Regions from separate parts of the Homo sapiens genome. Here region 2 is linked to region 1. A link is an interaction called in ENCODE POLR2A ChIA-PET data of the cell type or tissue named here. Cell type or tissue: Caco-2. All regions are shown on one strand. Links, peaks and the distances in the headings refer to the core of each region. The heading gives the core; the rest is flanking DNA.

Region 1 (10,036 bases), core at 83-8,082:
CTGCCTTCCTCCAACTTGTTGAAGACTCGTCGCTTAGCGGGAGAGCGAGCAGGCGCGCCACTGCGAGCGCCGGCCGGGAGGGGGAGCGAGGTGCGCGGGGCAGAGAGGGGACAGCGAGACAGCAAGCGACGGAGTTCAAATGCCCCCCTGGCAGCGGTTTTCATTGGATAGGTCTTCCCCCCCACCCCCGTCCCCACTGATTTGGTGCCCCCCCGCCCCCCATCTCCCATGTAGGGGACGTCTCCAGGCGAAGTCACGATTCCTTCTCAGTTCGGAATGAACTGTGACTAGAGCCATGACGCAGCCAGCGCGCATTACTCACTTTTTGCAGTCACGACTTGGGAATCCGTGCTGGTTCCAACCAAAATTACACCGCTACCATTGAATTATTTAATAGGATCCAGTTCGGGGGGTAAACTTGTGCATTGTGCCAAGCAATGAGAAGGGGTGGGGAAGAATGGGGAGGTGGAAATGAGGCCATGGGGTGTCCCTCCGCCCCCTTCTTGACTCTTGGACACCTCCCCCCAACCACCGCTCCACGTGTTGCAAGTGCTTTATTGGCGCTACCACCACTCCCGCCCCGACCGCTCCCCCCACCCCTATTTCCTTTGCAATTGTGGCAGAATTTGTAAACACAACCACGCAACTTGCAGGGCTGAGAGGGGCGAGGCTTGGGAAAGGGAACCAGTAGGTCCCAGTGAATGACGAGGAGGCCGCGGGGTGGGCCGAGAGGCTGTGAGCAGCTTTGGTTTGAACTGAATTGTCAAGACAAAGTGTGGGTTGCAGCGTTATTTGTGTTATTCTGCACATCGGTAAAAGCCCTTGTTACTATTATGAGTTGAATATTCAGTCTCAGTCAGGGAACCTTCCGAGAGAGGGACGGCTTCTGAGCTAAACATAACTCACCCACCCTCTCATCCCCCGGCCCGGGCTGCACCCCTGTTACCCTGTATCGGGGTCAGGTCACTAAAGCCAGAGGCTGTTGACAGAAGGGAAGGGGTGAATGAAGCAGAGAGACCTGGTCTCTTCTCTGTCCTGAAGGCTAGCCCCACTAATACTTACCTCACCGTCCCGAGTTTATATTTTTTAATAAACATATAAAATATTCCTGCACGTACACAAATCTTACTGCAGACCTGCAAGAGTGCTTCATTTCTCCCACAGTCTACAGCCCATCCTCACGGGCCAGCTTGAGGATGTACTTTTATTCTCCCTCTCCTGGAGTTAATCAGCATGAATGTCTTTGTGTGCGCGTGATACTCATTCCCCCTCTGCCTCTGATAATCTTCCTCCCTCCTCACCTGTCTGGCCACAGATTCGGCCAAAGTGTCTGGAGCTGACTGCACTGAATCTCAGTCTGGGTCCAGCCCACAACCCCAGAGAGCTGATGGTATTCCCAATAACATTTGGCAACTTAGAGAACACCTCCTCCCCAATTTCCCTTCAGGCTGATTTAGACTCCTTTAGCTTTTGGCTTTAAGGCGCCCCGCGATGTTCCCTAGCTTGGATTCTCTGCGCATCGCACCAGCAACTCCTGTGCTTTGGCTTCTAATTCACTAATTCCACCAACTCACTTGGGGCTTCTATGACTAGCATGCGAAAAGGGGGGAATAATAAGAAAAATGCCACACCACACTACTTTACACACCTCCCGGGAATTACAGAATACGGGGGTATGGGGGGCATGAAGTGGGAGGGGACGAGGGTCCGAATAAAACAACCTATAGGCTCTTATTTTGAGTCACCATCACCGAGGAGAAATCTTTCAAACCCACTGGCGGGAAGGTGCGGGATCCTGGGAATGGAGACCCGGATAGTGCCTGGCCTCTGCAGGGAAAGCCGGTGAGCCACTGGCCTTCCATTCCTGAAACGCCGGGCCTTGGCTCATCCTCGAATCTAACACTTCGCTCCCCCTCCTTTAAATCTTTTTTCCTTTCCTTCCCACTCACCCCTCCTTCCCCCCAAAGCTCTCACCGAAGTCACGACTATCCCTTTGAACATCCTTAACCCTCTCGTCCCCGTATCCCTCTCCTGCATCCAGGGCGGGGCTAACCGCAGCTGGCGCCAACCCCGCCCCCTGGCGCACGGAACTGAACTCACTGAGGACCAAGGCATTTTCAGCACCTATCTTCCGTGGACAGCAACCGAGTCTTGGGCCAGCCCGAACCAGGGTCGCCGTCCTTAGTTCCCGGACCGGAACCAAAAGGGAGGTTTGTCAAAGGAGTAGAGATTTTTCCCTCTCTTTACCCAACCCCATCCATGCAATTTTGATCTATATTGCACAGTCTCCATTAATCTCTCAGAGATATGGCCCATTAAATCGTGTCTGGCCATCCTTTAAGACAGAGAAAATGGGGAGGGGAGGGGGCCATCGAGAAAACCGAGCTCAACAGCGCCGACCCATAACGCGAGAGAGAGTTGCAGCAGCTATTGATTCAGAGATTCGTCAGGGTGATTCCCGGCTCTGCAAGAATTCCCTCTCTCGGTTTCTTTGCATGCAGCCCCAAATTCATTATACACATACACACGCACACAGCTACACCCCTTACCCCCTAGTCAGTCCCACTATCCTCTTTAGAAGGGGCAAAAAAGGCAGCCAAAAAAGAACCCCGGAGCATGCACAAAGTAAGCGTCAGCTCATACTCACAGTCTGCGGCATGCACATGACATAATATTACTTACCCAAACGGGAACTCCTTAAGAGAGAGAAAGAGAAACATAGGGGGAGGAAAGAGAAAGTGGATGGAAAGAGGAGAGAGGAGAGGAAAAATCCAACAATTAATTTCCAGACATAGTTGTGGGGGGAGGAATGCGGTGATGTCCAGGTTTTCTTCCACCCGCGCTGGCTTTTTATCCCAGTACAGCCCTCGGTTTATTTCTGGAACACGATCAAACCCTGATGCTATTTTTAGCAAGTACTGAAAAAACCTCCACACACAAAGGCATTTCGCTGGAACCTTACTTCCAAAACATTAAATGTGCATTAAACGCCCCCTCCTCACTTTTTTTTCCTGCACCACCAGACTCACTTGCATAACTGCAGAAAATGTTTTTCAAATCAGAAAAATACCCAAATATTTCTTATATTCTCCCTCCCTCCCGTTAACTCCCATCTGTCTCTGCCTGTTGCAAGCTCCTCGCAGTCTCCCCGAGCAGAAGGCGTTGGAGTGGTTGTATTCTTAGAGCTGCATGTCTCCATTGATCAGATTCCCTACATGCTGAGGAAAGTAGGGGGTGGGGGGGCATAGCCCCTTCCCCAGAGGAGCTTCCCAGGAGAGCTCTAGAAGCGATTGCTATCCACGATGGAGATTCCCAGATGAGGAAAAAAAAAATCATCCATACCCTTCCCACGTTTCCCACCCACGCTCTGCAAAATCGCGTTGTGTTTGCAACACACCGCCTTTGGAAATGTATATTTTGAAAGCTGCATATGTGTGTCTGTGTGTGTGTTTTGCGTTCTAGTAATTCACTACGAGGGGGCTGGAGAAAATAGACTCATGAAGGCAGCGCGGAGCAGCCGCCTTGAGTCTCCTTTGCCAGCCTGCGTCAGTCATCAGCTACTGACGTCACGTGCAGATTCTCCTCTTTGGTGGGTCTGGTTCAGCTGAGAAGACGCTTCTGCTCGGAGACAGCGCTTTGTGTTCCACGCAGCCACTGAGCAGGCGAGGCGGCCGAGGCGGGCGCCACCCCAGGCTTGGGCTGGGCAGCTGCAGAGCAGGCTGCAGCCTAGTCTGCACCGGGCAAGCGGGGCCCCGAGGGGCGTGCCCAGCAGGACAGCCCCCTCCCCAAACTCTCCCAAGACGCCCAATGCAAACTCGGCCGTGCACACGCTCCCGCGCGCGTCCTTTCCCCGCCCTTTCTCATCTGGTCACTGTAGCATAGACAGCTATGGCTGTAACTCGGATTAATTCTGTGTGTTTGTCGGGCAGATAGCCCCGGCTCCTCGAGTGACGCAAATAACAGATTCTAAGGCTCCCGCTCTCTCCCTCCTGCTCTCTTTTTCTCCCTCCTTTTCCCTCTTCTGTTTCCTGCGCCCACGCATCCTGCCTGGTCTCCCACGGAATCAGCCAGTTATACAGCTTCCCAGAGAGCAATGATCCGAGTTACAGAGAGACGGACAGACTCCCAGAGCAGAAACAAATAAGCCTGCAATTAAATACACACATGCACACAACCCTTTGCAAATGGCCAGCAGCCATTTAGGGGCTCCCCTGTGTGGGGGAAAGGGGAGCTGATTCACAAATCCACCGCCCTCGAAGGCGTCAGTTCTGGCGGTGGGGAGCGCCCAGAGGGGAGTGTCCGGCTTGCTACTGCGGCTTTCCCCTCTGCTCTCCACCCGAAGAGGAAACTCACCTCTATAAATACCCAGATAGCAGGGTATTCTGGAATAAATAACTTTTGTTGAATGGTAGGAGGAGGAGAAAATTCAACAAAGACTGCAAATGCTTAGTCTCCAGCGACATTATCAGGACTTTTTAAGGCGAGGTGACGTTTACCCTTTCTCCCTCTCAAAGACCAGGATATCTTTTTTCTGCTTAAAATAATGTCCCTGAAAAATGAGCTCAATGGATTAGTGCTATTTTTAAACCAATCTGAATGGAGCTTGCTTCCTAAGGGTGAGGAAGGGTGTGCATGTGTGTGTGGATGTGTGTGTCTCAGGGTGTGTGGGGTGTGTCTGAATCTGAGGTTTTCAGCAGAAGAAATGCCACACCTCAGCATGACAAAGGGTTTCTTGATTGATGAGTGATGGAGGTGGGGAGAATTCTTGCAGATTGGAAGATCTGAACAAAACCACATGCACACAAATCACCCTCCTTAAATGCACACATATCCTAGATCCACTTGGATAACTTCTGCCCTGAGAGGGGGAAAACCAGAAAGCAGAGAGCTATTTACAATCATGGCTGGAGGAATGGCTGATCTTCTTTCTTAACCCTAATTATCGACCTTCCCTGCAATGGTTTCCTTTGATGCCAGTAAACACTTTTCCAGAGGTTATCACTTGGATTTGGGGCACAAGGCCTGGGAGAGAATGATCATGGGCCTCAGCTGTGTCATCTCCCTTTTCAGGATCTCCTACTCTTTGTAACTTGCCTGAGAGATTTGGGGTTAAGCTTAGCCCATCCACTACCCTCAATTCCTGTCTGTGGCTTTAGCTGTGCCTACTAAAGGGAGACAGAGGACGTCTGCTGTGTATGGAGGACACCCTCTGGCAGCCCATCAGCAGCTGTTTATTTTTAGCTCACGATTGCATACATGCATGCATGTGAGAATGTTGCTGCAGTTGGGAGGTGTGCAGTCAGGAGAAATATCAATGAGAGGGAGGCGGCCCTGGTTCTTGCACTGAAGATGACTTATCACATGGGGTCATCAAATGTGGCCAGATGGACAGGAGACGCCGGCAGTGTTTCAATAAAGTCTCCTTGGATTAATGAAAATGTCAGGCTAAACATGTTTTTAAAGGCACAGAGTAGGTATGTTTTTAGATATGAAATTAGGTATGTGTAAGCATAAATTCATGTGTGTGGGCACATTCACAGAAGCCACATGGTTTCTGTTTGGACTATTGAAACTATACAGAGCAGGGCACTTTAGAATGTAACTGCTTTCTATGCTGTATATAGTGGCTGAGTGTTATTGTGTCTGATGTTGAGATCAAGACAGATTCATTTAAAATCACTTAACAACTTTTAAGCAAACCCAGAATCTAGTCCTAACAAGTAAGGTAGCGTTGGAAATGGAAGAAATGCACATCAGAACTTTAAGGGCAGCAGCCAAAATTATGCTGGTGTAACGCCGGCTTCCTGGTGGATTCAATGTCTTTGCTCCTCCCTCCCAGAAGAGGGCGCCTCTCTGCCTTGTTTCTGTCTTGCTCCAGTAATCAAGACAGAGAGGGGCTTGGAAGCTCCGCAGAAACATCTGCAGAAAGTTAGACCTCCATAGCTAGCATCTCCATTTCCCCTACTCCTCAGTCAGGTCCTTTGGAGGATGTCTGGGCTGGAGCTGGTGAAATTGGCTTCCCGAGCTGTCTCATCATCCTGTACTAAGGGCTGTGGTGCCCAATTCCTGTCTGAGCAGTCAAGCTAAAGACCCTGCAAATGAATAGACTGATGTGGAACCTGTCCAAGGTGAAAACCGCCTTCTGCATTGCCAGCTCATTCCAGAGCATCCCAAGCATGAGGAGGACTCGTTCCCCCAATGCTCCCCCAGAGGGCTTGTGGGAGTAGGCTGCTTATCACGAAGCCCTTGAAAAGAACTGAGTCTCCTCTCTTTCAGGGTGAGCGAAGCCCAGAAACTCCTGCCTGCGTCGACTGTCTCCTCCCCAAGCACCACGAAAAATGCCAGTAGGTAATGTACTGGATTTGGAGAAGGAAAAACAGTCCAGCTCCCATGATATCAACCAAGGGAAGTCCCTCAGGGAGGAAGTCTAGGAAAAGGATTCCTCTTTTCCTAAAGGTGTCTTCATCAGGGAGCAGAACTATTTTGGCCTAAGGAAAAGAGGGAGAGAGAAGAAACCAATAGTTTTTCAGCTTCAACTATATGCCAGACACTGTGCCGGACACTTTTACATAAGAAGCTTTATTTAATCCTTAAGGCAATTCTCTAGGTGTCATTATGATAATGGTACCTACCCCTTAGGCTTGTTGAGCATAGAAATCACTCCCAAAACAGTTATTATTTTTCCCATTTGAAAGCTAGGGAAATGGAGACCATAACGTTTAAACAGCTTGTCTAAAAGTCTTAGAACTTGAAGTTACAAAACTAAGGATCAGATCAAATTCATATCTGTATGGCTCCAATACTCATGCCACATCACTCCATCATGTTGCCTCGATTCCAACCTCTGATCTTTAATATTCCAGGTCTATCCCCCAACATGTGGAGTTGGAGGTGTCTGGGACTTTCTCAGACATTTTCTGAATAACGAGACTGATCTATTCCTCCTAAGAAGCCTGTTAGCGAATAGATGCCCCCTGAATAAGGCTCTCTGCCTGTGAGAAGAGACCCCTCCATCCTATTTCAAGGAAAGCCCTAGCTGGTTTAGCCTCATCCAAAACTCAAGGGATTTGCCTGAAACCAACCAGTTTGTGGTGGAGATGCAGTGAACTTGACATTCATTCAGGCTGCTGCATCCAAGCATGCTTCCACTCACACCGAGGATGCCCCTGAGATGGTCCAGGGAAGAATTAGGAACTCCCTGGTCCAGTCTTCCAAGAAACCTTTCCTAAAGTAAGAACAGCAGAAAGTCTACATGCACCTTGAGTTAGCTAGTCATCCTAGTCCTCCGTCGCTCCTTCAGAAACTAGCATCTCTGATTATTTTTCTGATTCTGAAAACTTTATAGGCTGAGCCATTAGCACGGTGGGGGTAGATAGGCCACAGCATGCATAATTCAGGCTATTTCAAGATCCCCTCCCCTTGTTAAATACACATTTTCATCACTTACCCTGATCAAGAAGTATATTCGGTCTTGGAAAGCACTTCTTAGAAGCCAGCATATTTGGAGATTTGAGGGTGAAAGTTTTAAGGACCACTGGATGCTGGAGGAAAGTGACTGTAATTCCACCCCTTCCCCCTTTTTTTTTGGTTGCCATCAACAACTCAAAATAGTCTCAACAGTCTATTCACCTGAAAGTAACATTGTTCAACTTCAGAACAGTTGAGACAATATCTGCTTTTCGCACAACCCCATTATCGATGGGCAAACTCAAATGCCCTCCTCTCAGCCATTCTAACTGCTGGACACCTTGGAGAACCAGATGATAGGTTTTCCCATGCCTTGCTGATAAAAGGCACATTGGAGAGAATGAGAACCTAGAGAGTCACTCAGGAATACCTAGAGTTGGTTTCATGGTGAGGATCTCAGCAAAGACAGGGGAGCTAAAGCAAGCACATGATAGGGGGCTGAGGCTGGGGCAGGGATCAGGATTCCAGCACACTTGAGCTTAGCAGAGGCTAAATAGAAAGGTGTCAGGGGTTGGGAAGCATGGCCACAGAGAGAAAAGAACAATCTGCAGCATGTTTAGAGATACCTGCATAAGTTTAGCCTTAACCTTGTGGTTGAAGGACAGTTGTTTATCTACCTGAATTCAGCAGGCAGAGAGATAGCTCAATCACAAATTCATGGGTGTTGGGTAGGTCTGAATTAGCAGAACTTTTTATTCATTCACTATTAAAGCAGCCTTGCAATTAGCTGCTGATCTACTAAGCTTGGATCACTATATCTGGTAGGCCAAGAGTAAAGAATGGGGATTGTATTTCTTTAATTCCTAGTCTAATAAGTATAGGCTGGGGGACATAGAGGAATAATGGACTAACATATCTGCTGGATAGGCAAGATTTTTTGTACTTATTGGAGAGGCTATTAGTTAAATAATGAATTGGATCTGAATCTTGTCATGAGAAGAGAGACTTCAGTTCACATTTGAAAACCTGGTATCTTCCATCAGTGCTAGCTTACCTATAAAAGTAGAAAGAAAAGGGGAGGGGAGAAAATACACTTTCTAGGTATGGTGGGTTTTCAGAGAGCTACACTTTTTGTAGTAGTGATTGTCTTTGAGAAAGAGACAACAAATTCTGGTTTGGTCAATCCTCAGGATCTGTTTTGGTTTTATAGAGGTCTAAATTAACATTGTGAGGCTGGACTAACATCTATGTCTGGGCTAGGATCCCTGAAGAGCATTTGGGTAAAGAGGGACCAATAGAGGACAAATTTTAGGGCCTAACAGGGTGGATCTGACTCATCAGCACAGGGTTTATCAAAGCACTACAAACCACCCTAGACAGTGCGGGCAAATGCCACTTACCTCACCATCCAGGAACCTGTGGCTCAGGACCCATGAAGAAAAGCCTTGGGTCTCAAATGAAAATGCCCAGTATGAAGCCATTGCAATGTGGTTGAATGAAATGCAAATTTAATTGGAGAAAAAAATCTAGATGATTTCATCCTGTATTCAGGGACAATCCACTTCTGAGGATCTTTCTCTTTCTCCTCCCTAGCCCCCCTATATTCTAAATCTTAGTCCAGTCTTGAGTAAGCTGTTTCACTATATCTGACTGGGAGCAAGGTATTTCTAGTCTTTCCATGTGGTTTCAATTACATCACACTCAGATACACCCTGGGTCCCTTCATTGAGTGTGACTACTCTGGAAAAGTGTCTTGTAACTTCATTTTAGCAGAAAGTAGGATTTGCTATGGTTTTCCTGACAGGAGGCTGAGTGATGGACTGAATCTAGCATGAGGGAGGAATAGGAGAAAGAGAAATTAATGTTAACCCTCTGGACATAATTTGCCAAACAGAGACCAAAGCCACTGCCCATTAGAGGGCACTTTAGAGAAGGAGCTGAGTTGGTGGTGGATGGAGGAATGATGGTGGTCAATGAGGGGTTATTATGGCAAATGTTAATAGGAAGATGAACATGAACAGCAACATTGCAGAAAGCACGAGGTAAAGGATGAGGTGTGTCCTGGGTGTTTGAGGACTGCTTTGAAAACTCATCTGGTCTCCTCTTGGTCATTGACGCTCCTACAACAAGCAAGAGGAAAGGGACATGGTGTCAGCAATCCACATTCCATCACTCACAATTCCCTGGGAGTGTTCATTTCCAGGCTCTCCCCTCCCCTCCTTCGATGGGACCATTTTGGCTTTACTGGGGATGGGGGCAACATGGGGGCAGATGCTCAAAGCTACAGCTGGGCAAGGGGATGATCAGTCTTACCAGCAGGTGGCCAAATATGAATATACTCCAAATTGGCCTATCTGAACAGACTATTCATCAAGAAGTCACTTTTCTGGCAAAGTGGAGTTTGTGGTATTAGGAGGTCAAACCAGAAAGTGCTGCTTCCACCCATAGCTGAGGGCCAGGAGGTTACATTATGGATAAATCTTTTTAACCTAGCTGCTCTGTTTAGGACAATGACAACCAATTGCTCAGGAGACACTGCAGAAAGTCTGCCCTTGTTATTTCTGTGTTGTTATCAGCAAGTGCCATTCTGATACCATTATGACATCACTCTGTTTTTAGGGGAAGGGGC
Region 2 (10,036 bases), core at 762-8,761, 140 kb before region 1:
CACCATCAGAGTCATAATTCAATCCCAGATACACCTATCACCTAGCAGGAGGACTTAAAATCAGTGCAGTCCAACAGGGTAGCCACTAGATACACATTGCTATTAATTTAATTTTTAATTAAAATGAAACAAAATTAAAAATTCAGTTCGTCAGTCACACTGGCCACATTCCAAGCTCTCAATAGCTGGTGACTAGACAGATTCACAGCCAAATTCTACGAGAGGTACAAGGAGAAGCTGGTACCATTCCTTCTGAAACTATTCCAATCAATAGAAAAAGAGGAAATCCTCCCTAACTCATTTTATGAGGCCAGCATCATCCTGATACCAAAGCCTGGCAGAGACACAACAAAAAAAGAGAATTTTAGACCAATATCTCAGATGAACATTGATGCAAAAATCCTCAATAAAATACTGGCAAACCAAATCCAGCAGCACATCAAAAAGCTTATCTACCATGATCAAGTGGGCTTCATCCCTGGGATGCAAGGCTGGTTCGACATACCCAAATCAATAAACGTAATCCAGCATATAAACAGAACCAAAGACAAAAACCACATGATTATCTCAATAGATGCAGAAAAGGCATTTGACAAAATTCAACAGCCCTTCATGCTAAAAACTCTCAATAAATTAGGTATTGATGGGACGTATCTCAAAATAATAAGAGCTATTTATGACAAACCCACAGCCAATATCATACTGAATGGGCAAAAACTGGAAGCATTCCCTTTGAAAACTGGCACAAGACAGGGATGCCCTCTCTCACCACTCCTATTCAACATAGTGTTGGAAGTTCTGGCGAGGGCAATCAAGCAGGAGAAAGAAATAAAGAGTATTCAATTAGGAAAAGAGGAAGTCAAATTGTCCCTGTCTGCAGATGACATGATTGTGTATCTAGAAAACCCCATCGTCTCAGCCCAAAATCTCCTTAAGCTGATAAGCAAATTCAGCAAAGTCTCAGGATACAAAATCAATGTGCAAAAATCACAAGCATTCTTATACACCAATAACAGACAAATAGAGAGCCAAACCATGAGTGAACTCCCCTTCACAATTGCTTCAAAGAGAATAAAATACCTAGGAATCCAACTTACAAGGGATGTGAAGGACCTCTTCAAGGAGAACTACAAACCACTGCTCAACGAAATAAAAGAGGATACAAACAAATGGAAGAACGTTCCATGCTCATAGATAGGAAGAATCAATATCATGAAAATGGCCATTCTGCCCAAGGTAATGTATAGATTCAATGCCATCCCCATCAAGCTACCAATGACTTTCTTCACAGAATTGGAAACAACTACTTTAAAGTTCATATGGAACCAAAAAAGAGCCCGCATCACCAAGTCAATCCTAAGCCAAAAGAACAAAGCTGGAGGCATCATGCTACCTGACTTCAAACTATACTACAAGGCTACAGTAACCAAAACAGCATGATACTGGTACCAAAACAGAGATACAGACCAATGGAACAGAACAGAACCCTCAGAAATAATACCACACATCTACAACTATCTGATCTTTGACAAACCTGACAAAATCAAGAAATGGGGAAAGGATTTCCTATTTAATAAATGGTGCTGGGAAAACTGGCTAGCCATATGGAGAAAGCTGAAACTGGATCCCTTCCTTACATCTTATACAAAAATTAATTCAAGATGGATTAAAGACTTAAATGTTAGACCTAAAACTATAAAAACCCTAGAAGAAAACCTAGGCAATACCATTCAGGACATAGGCATGGGCAAGGACTTCATGTCTAAAACACAAAAAGCAATGGCAACAAAAGCCAAAATTGACAAATGGGATCTAATTAAACCAAAGAGCTTCTGCACAGCAAAAGAAACTACCATCAGAGTGAACAGGCAACCTACAGAATGGGAGAAAACTTTTGCAATCTGCTCATCTGACAAAGGGCTAATGTCCAGAATCTACAAAGAACTCTAACAAATATAAAAGAAAAAAGCAACCCCATCAACAAGTGGGTGAAGGATATGAACAGACACTTCTCAAAAGAAGACATTTATGCAGCCAACAGGCACATGAAAAAATGCTCATCATCACAAGCCATCAGAGAAATGCAAATCAAAACCACAATGAGATACCATCTCATACCAGTTAGAATGGCAATCATTAAAAAGTCAGGAAACAACAGGTGCTGGAGAGGATGTGGAGAAATAGGAACACTTTTACACTGTTGGTGGGACGGTAAACTAGTTCAACCATTGTGGAAGACAGTGTGGCGATTCCTCAGGGATCTAGAACTAGAAATACCATTTGACCCAGCTATCCCATAACTGGATATACCCAAAGGATTACAAATCATGCTGCTATAAAGACACATGCACACGTATGTTTACTGCAGCACTATTCACAATAGCAAAGACTTGGAACCAAGCCAAATGTCCAACAATGATAGACTGGATTAAGAAAATGTGGCACATATACACCATGGAATACTATGCAGCCATAAAAAAGGATGAGTTCATGTCCTTTGTAGGGACATGGATGAAGCTGGAAACCATCATTCTCAGCAAACTATCGCAAAGACAAAAAACCAAACACCACATGTTCTCACTCATAGGTGGGAATTGAACAATGAGAACACTTGGACACAGGAAGGGGAACATCACACACTGGGGCCTGTTGTAGGGTGGGGGGAGGGGGAGGGATAGCATTAGGAGATATACCTAATGTAAATAACGAGTTCATGGGTGTAGCACACCAACGTGGCACATGTATACATATGCAACAAACCTGCACGTTGTGCACATGTACCCTAGAACTTAAAGTATAACAAAAAAATTTAAAAAAGCTGGTGACTACCAAATTGTACAGTGTAGATACAGAATATTTCCATTATCATAAAAAGTTCTGTTGGATAACAGTGCCTTCAATGAGTAAAACATAGGTTTCACATCAAATTACTGAATTTTTCTAATATGATTCTCTGCCTGCAGTAATGAAAACAGTGTGATATTTCTGAAGAAATGTTAAACAAACGGGTAGTATGGAAACACATCACTTTTTCATAGGCTGACATCATGTAAAAGTTTACATTAACATTCATTCTCTGCAATGACTAATACTCCAATGAAGGATAACTCATTTTGTTTAGCAAAGTTTTCTCACTATAACACAGACCTTTTGTAAACGTTGTGAACTCAAAATCTGAGAGAGGTCTCAGTCAGTTTAGAAAGTTAATTTTGCCAACGTTAAGGACGCACCCATGACACAGCCTCAGAAGCTGTACCCCAAGATAGTTGGGGTACAGCTTGCTTTTATACATCTTAGGGAAGATATATACACCAATCAATACACGTAAGATTTACATTGGTTAGATCTGGAAGGGCAGGAAAACTCAGTGCAGGGGAGGGGCTTCTAGGTCATAGGTAGATTTAAACATATTCTGATTGGCAATTGGTTGAAAGAGTTATTATCAGTAGAAAAAAAAATCTCTGGGTTAAGATAAGGGGTTGTGGAGACCAAGCTTTTTGGTTGTTTCTTCATTTTTTGAGACAGAGTCTCACTCTGTCGCCAGGCTGGAGTGCAGTGGCAACATCTCAGCTCACTACAACCTCCGCCTCCCTGGTTCAAGCAATTCTCCTGCCTCAGCCTCCTGAGTAGCTGGGACTACAGGCACATGCCACCATGCCCAGCTAATTTTTGTATTTTTAGTAGAGACGGGGTTTCACCATGTTGGCCAGGATGGTCTTGATCTCCTGACCTCGTGATCTGCCCGCCTCCGCCTCCCAAAGTCCTGGGATTAGAGGCATGAGCCACTGCGCCAGGCTGAGACCAAGGTTTTATTATACAGACAAAGCCTCCAAGTAGCAGGCTTCAGAGAAAATAGATTGTAAATGTTTCTTATCAGACTTAAGGTCTGTGTTGATGTTAATGCTGGAGGGGTATAATGAGGCATGTCCAACCCCTACTTCATGGCCTGAGTCAGTCTTTCAGGTTAAATTTTACAGTGCCCTTGCTGATGAGGGAGTCCATTCAGATGGCTGCAGGGGGCTGGGGGGCCCTTCAAATTTTATTTTTGCTTTACAATGTATATCTTTATCATCACCATCTTTGAAGTTTGGGTTAAGACAGCAATTTTCTAAAAGCTTTCCCATCTGAAAAGTCTGAAAATTTTCTTCAAATTAATACATCACACTGTAGGCCGGGTGTGGTGGCTCATGCCTGTAATCCTAGCACTTTGGGAGGCCAAGGTGTACAAATCAATTGGGCCCAGGAGTTTGAGACCAACCTGGGCAACAAGGCAAAAACCCGTCTCTACTCAAAATATAAAAATTAGTCAGGTGTGGTAGTACACATGTGTAGCTGCAGCTACTTGGGAGGCTGAGGTGGGAGGATCACTTAAGCCCGGGAGGCTGATGCTACAGTAAGCCGTGATTGTACCACTGCACTCTAGCCTCGGCAACAGAGCAAGACCCTGTCTCAAAAAAAAAAAAAAAAAACCAACCAACCAAGCAAACAAAAAAACACACCATAGTTTTAAAAGTACTCTACCTGCTAAAAATATAAGAAGCATACATTACTCTAAAACCTAAATGTTCTGTAAAATCTAACTTTAGAATGTGCTTTTTGAATAGCTTCTTTCTAAAGATAAAATAAATATCTGTGCAAACAACTAAATTTATAAAATGATACACTAATCCAGTACTAAGATTTATATTTTATATGCATGAAGTAGGTTCTTTTCTTTTGAAATATTAAACAAGCTTTCAAAAGCATGATTCAAAGGTAGTTTATAGAAATCCCACAAATTCAATGGAATTTTCAAAGAGTTTCTAAGAACAATGGTAAATTATTTACCTACTTTAAAAAGAATGACAGCTAGGCCAGGTACGGTGGCTCATGCCTGTAATCCCAGCACTTTGGGAAGCTAAGGTGGGTGGATCACTTGAGGTCAGGAGTTCGAGACCAGCCTGGCCAACATAGTGAAACCCTATCTCTACTAAAAATACAAAAATTAGCCAGGCGTGGTGGCGCATGCACCTGTTGTCCCACCTGTTCGGAAGGCTGAGGCAGGAGAATCACTTGAACCCAGGAGGTGGAGGTTGCAGTGAGCTGAGATCGTGCCACTGTACTCCAGTCTGGGCAACAGAGCAAGACTCCATCTCAAAAAAACGAAAAAATACTGACAACTAAGTATTTTTGCTCTAGGCTCTCTTGGGAGGGCAAAATATGGTTTATTTTCAAATACTGGATTAAAACCCCAAATAAACTTCATTTTAATAAAAATCATCTTCAATATAAATCTTTAGGAAGTCTTCAGTGCTCATTAAGCACCCTCTAGAGTCAGTTATAGTTCAGAATGAATCAGATCTTAAAACATAATTCATTATTTAAAATAAAAATAAAATAAAGATAAATTATTTTGAAGGAACTTAAATCACATATCATTTCCCCTCAAGAATTTCAAAATTTATCACTAAAAGTTTACATATCCTGCTTTTTCTAAAAGTGAGTTCGCTCTGGCAGTGTCTCTGAGATATTTATGTTACTTTGCAAAAGATGGTTCAAGTAAAAGATACTATCATTTTGAAAGTCTACCATGCAAGGATCCCTGCTTTAAAATCTGTAAGTCAAGTCTTTTTATGTCTAATTGTCCTGTATGTGCCTAAATTTTAAGAATCACTCTAACTGTAAAAAGGTTTGCAGAAGATACGCTCCATTAAAATAAGATAAGGAAACATATTTCTTGAGTATGTAGAAAACTTCAAATGACAACTCATTGTAAGGATAGTTGGCTCAGGGTTTTATAAGAGTTAAGAAAAAGAAAGCCTCTGTTTACTGTTTCTCAACTATCACCCACTATATTCTTTTAGGGAAACGTATCTCCCAATTTCCACCAACACAAAACCATCAAGCCTCCTTTAACATTTCAGCTTCAACTTAGTTACCTAGTTCTCCCTCCCTGGAAGGGCAGAAACACAGGCAGTCTAGCATCCCCTAAACCTGGCTCCATTCCCCAGCCCAGAGTTGCACACATACCAGCCCATGTTCTGAACACGTGCCTCTGTAACCCTCACAGGTGCTCAGTCACACATAGTCACCATTCACACTGATGAAGCCCAGTGTTCACCAAGAGATCAAGTTCAGGCCAAGCCACAGAGGTCAGGTCAACTCTCTCCCTTTTCTATTCAAAAAAGGGGGAGTCATAGTCAATTCATAGTTTTCTGAATGATTTGAATATACAAGTAGCAGCAAAATGTTTCTTGTTTATATCTACTTAATTTAAGGTTTTCTTTCATCTGTTCAAAAAATTTAAAAAATTAAAAGTTATCATTTGAGTTCATTCTAGGGGAGAAAAAAATCCAATTACTCACCTCCTGTTACACTTGCCTAATGTGTCAAAAACTGAATACATCCTACCAGAGAGGACAAAAGGCTGAAAAGCATTGCATCAAAGACATTAAGTCAGAGAAATGATAATATATCCTTCTTTGATTCATCAACAAATTCATCAAGAGGAGGACTTATGCATAATAGTCTTGCTTATGGGCCAGGTGCAGTGGCTCACGCCTGTAATCCCAACACTTTGGGAGGCCAAGGCAGGCGGATCACCTGAGGTCAGGAGTTTGCAACCAGCCTGGCCAACATGGCAAAACCCTGTCTCTACTAAAATTACAAAACTTAGCCAGGTGTGGTGGTGCGCGCCTGTAATCCCCGCTACTCGGGAGGCTGAGGCAGGAGAATCACTTGAACCTGGGAGGCAGAGGTTGCAGTGAGCCAAGATCATGCCACTGCACTCCAGCCTGGGCGACAGGGCAAGGCTCTGTCTCAAAAAAAAGAAAAAAAAAAGTCTTGCTTATGAGGGGTGAAAACAATTTCTTTCTTTTATGTAGAAAACAGCTACGCAGCTTGAACTTTACCTGGCTGTGTTACATCCTCTCCTCTCTGCTGCTTCTTACCTGAGCTATTTCACTGCCCTGTGTTTTCTCCACTGGAGGGCACAGTTAGCTTAAAAACAAAAAAAAGGTGAAATCTCATTTGGTCTGTTCTATAGTTCCAGAAAAAGCACGGGCGAGAAGAAGGTTATAGTTGCTATTGGGAATGATGTTTCAGTAATATTTTGGAATTTAATTTATCTCTGTTATCCTTGAAAACCATTATAAAAGATAAGCACTAATTGGCTAATAGCCAAATATGCTCCAAATATCATGATCTATGAAGTATAAATAAAAGATGAGGTGGAAAACAAGGAAGATAAAATACGATGGTAGAAATGATCCATTTTAGGCACAGAGTAACCTACATACAAATAGAAATTATCTTTTTCAACAATAGTACACCCAACTACTGCGGTCCCAGTAAGACATCTCCATGAGAATGTGGTGTTGAACTATTCAGTTCTTTTGCAATGATAAAATTTATATGTTCAGCAAAAATGGGGTTATTCTTATTTTTTGCATAATTATTTTAGAGTTGATCCAATGGGGGATGCAATTCAGCATTTCATTCACAGCTGCCTTTTCTTTATAAACCTAATAAGTCCTAAGGGTGTACTGCAAAATATTTTCAGTATGTTTAGGAGAAAGATTAATAAAGAGATACATAGTTACTGCCCTTCTAGATAAAGTCAATAAATGTATAGTTTTCAGAGAGATGTGTAAAACAATAGCCTATTGTTGTTTTAAAAATTGCATTAGAATAAAACTGTTATTCCTCTTCAGCTTACCAAAAAGCTTTCCAAGCTTTTATTTGTGTTAAAAGTAATGTGATTACCTCTATGCTGTTACCCAGGATATCATGTTTTATTAGGTCAACTGACAAAATATTATAACTTATGCTCTGGGACTGAATGTTTGCATCCCCCCAAATTCATACGTTGAAGCTTAAATCTCCAATGTGATGGTATCTGCGGGTGGGGCCTTTGGGAGGTAATTATTAATGGGATTAATGCCCTTACAAAAAAAGACACAAGCATGTGAAGATACAATGAAAGACAGCCATCTGCAAACCAGGAAAAATCCCTCACCTGACATCAGAAGCTTTGATCTTGGACTTCCCAGCCTCCAGAATTTTTAGCAATAAATTTGTTTTGTTTCAGCCATCTAGTCTATAGTATTCTGTCACAGCAGCCCAAACTGACCAAGACAACTTAGTTTTTTGTTAGATAGTCCACTTTAATTTTTGTAAAGTAACAAGTGCGGGAAAAATAACAGGTGAGATTAATTAAGTCTTCAAAAAAATTATCCTAAACATCATGTATATTTAAACAAATTATGCATGTTATTTTAGAAGTGATTCACTAAAGAAACCATAATTCTACACAATTCAATGGCTGCCAGACCCATCCTCTGCACTTCTAATAGAAGAGGGAATTCCATTTGCCTGGTAACACAACTGATAACTCCCAATCCTTTTCCCTACTTATTTAAATTGTGACTATCTCTCAGAAGAGTATTCTAGGCAAAGGGATAAATTAGTACAAAGTTTGTGCTGTAAATACACAAGGAATGGCAAAGAGGCCAGTATGGTTGGAGTGGAGTAAAGAAATTCCATTCAGGTCTCAGTCTAAATGTCAACGTATCGAGAAAATCTTCCCTAACCATCATCCTATGCAAAGAAGCAGGGATACAAACTTCCTCTCTATCCTCCTCTATTATTCTATCATCTACTTTATTTTTCTTCTTAGTACGTTTCACCACCAAACTTACCAAATGTCTGCTTATTGTCCATCTTTCCTCATTAAAATGCAGGCTCCATGAGAGCAAAGACTTTGCCCATTTTGTTCACTGCTACACCCCTAGGCATTGCAAAGCGTCTGACATACCAGTGGTGATCAATTAATTTATTGAATCAGTTAAATAAAAGAATAACTATGGGGTGTGGAGAGAACCTAAGAATAGACGATATAACTTCTCTGATGTTATATCTTACTCTTGATGATATATCTATGGTATATGTCATATCCCTGATATGAGGCATCAGTACCAAATAAGGGGCAGAAATGACAGTAATATAAAAATATAACAAAAAATAGAAAAAGAGGCATAAAATTTTCAAAATTAAAACCTGTAATAATAGCTTTCCTATTCATCTTGTACTTGCCTTTGGCCCATTATCAAAGAATTAAGATTATTTTACTAGTCAGCATAATACTGTACCTTAAACACAGGAAGTGTCGTCTTTCCAAGACCCAATGAGTATTTCTCCTATAAAACCAGAAGGCAGGAAAAGAATGCACACCCACCCCCCACAACACACACACACACACACACACACACACACACCCCTTCATTCACAGAGCAAAGCTTGACTAAGTTACTGAATCTCTTTTATCAGAAAGGATACCCCCAACCAAAAAGGCAGCTTCCCTTAAACCCCAAGCAATAGTGTATGACCAAAGTCTTCACAGACTGAGGTCTTTTTTCTGTTTTGATACAGAGTCTCACTCTGTTGCCCAGGCTAGAGTGCAGTGATGTGATCTTGGCTCACTGCAGCCTCCACCTTCCAGGTTCAAGCAATGCTTCTACCTCAGCCTCCAAAGTAGCTGGGATTAAAAGCATGCATCCTCATGACGGCTAATTTTTGTATTTTTAATAGAGACGGGGTTTCACTATCTTGGCCAGGCTGGTCTCGAACTCCTGACCTCAAGTGATCTGCCCACCTCGGCCTCCCAAAGTGCTGAGATTAGAGGCATGAGCCATCATGCCAGCCTGAGGATTCATTTCTTATTATCCTAGAGTCCTTTTAGACTTCGGCCTTATATTACTGCTATTAAAGATAAACAATCTCTGTCTTCTTTTTTAAAGCCATATTTATACACACACATCAGGCTCTCATGGTTCTTAAAGTCTACATCAGTAAGGACACACCCCCACCCCACCAGGGATGCAAAGTAGAGTCCATGTCCCTGAGTTCCATACATCTTTGCTCCAGCTTTTCAGTGACCCGGATGGTACATTTCCCCACCATTTCTATTTTAAAAATAAAGAAATCTACCAGCCTAGGCAATATAGTGAAACCCTGTCTCTACAAAAAATACAAAAATTAACCGGGAAAGATGGCATAC

Evidence for each region. ChIA-PET counts read pairs that join two places held together with the same protein. Peaks named below come from ENCODE experiments on the same cell type or tissue, not always from the same donor. Only the 100,000 strongest peaks of a DNase experiment are listed, where the experiment ranks them.
Region 2: POLR2A ChIA-PET joins it to region 1 with 10 read pairs; 3 of 35 experiments call an interaction of 5 or more read pairs at or near these places.

The regions. Positions count from the first base shown.
Region 1 is chr11:43,569,258-43,579,293 of GRCh38, reverse strand. The region is part of intron 2 of LOC124902807 (potassium/sodium hyperpolarization-activated cyclic nucleotide-gated channel 4-like); the gene reads left to right. It overlaps MIR670HG (MIR670 host gene), which reads right to left and starts at 9,988. Exons shown (of 2, transcript NR_131246.1): 1 at 9,721-9,988; 2 at 8,894-9,527. It also overlaps a transcript of HSD17B12 not described here. RefSeq lists silencers at 36-85, 1,981-2,275 and an enhancer at 3,197-3,939. In Caco-2, for the core only: CTCF peaks have their summits at 2,079 (motif pointing left) and 5,853 (motif pointing right); DNase peaks (open chromatin) are centred at 2,120 and 3,624; H3K4me3 peaks cover 1,455 bases; H3K27me3 peaks cover 1,066 bases.
Region 2 is chr11:43,705,908-43,715,943 of GRCh38, reverse strand. All of the region lies in intron 1 of HSD17B12 (hydroxysteroid 17-beta dehydrogenase 12), which reads right to left. Among named protein-coding and RNA genes, the nearest start is that of HSD17B12, 30 kb to the right of the region's middle. In Caco-2, for the core only: no CTCF peak of the experiment used is centred there; no DNase peak of the experiment used is centred there.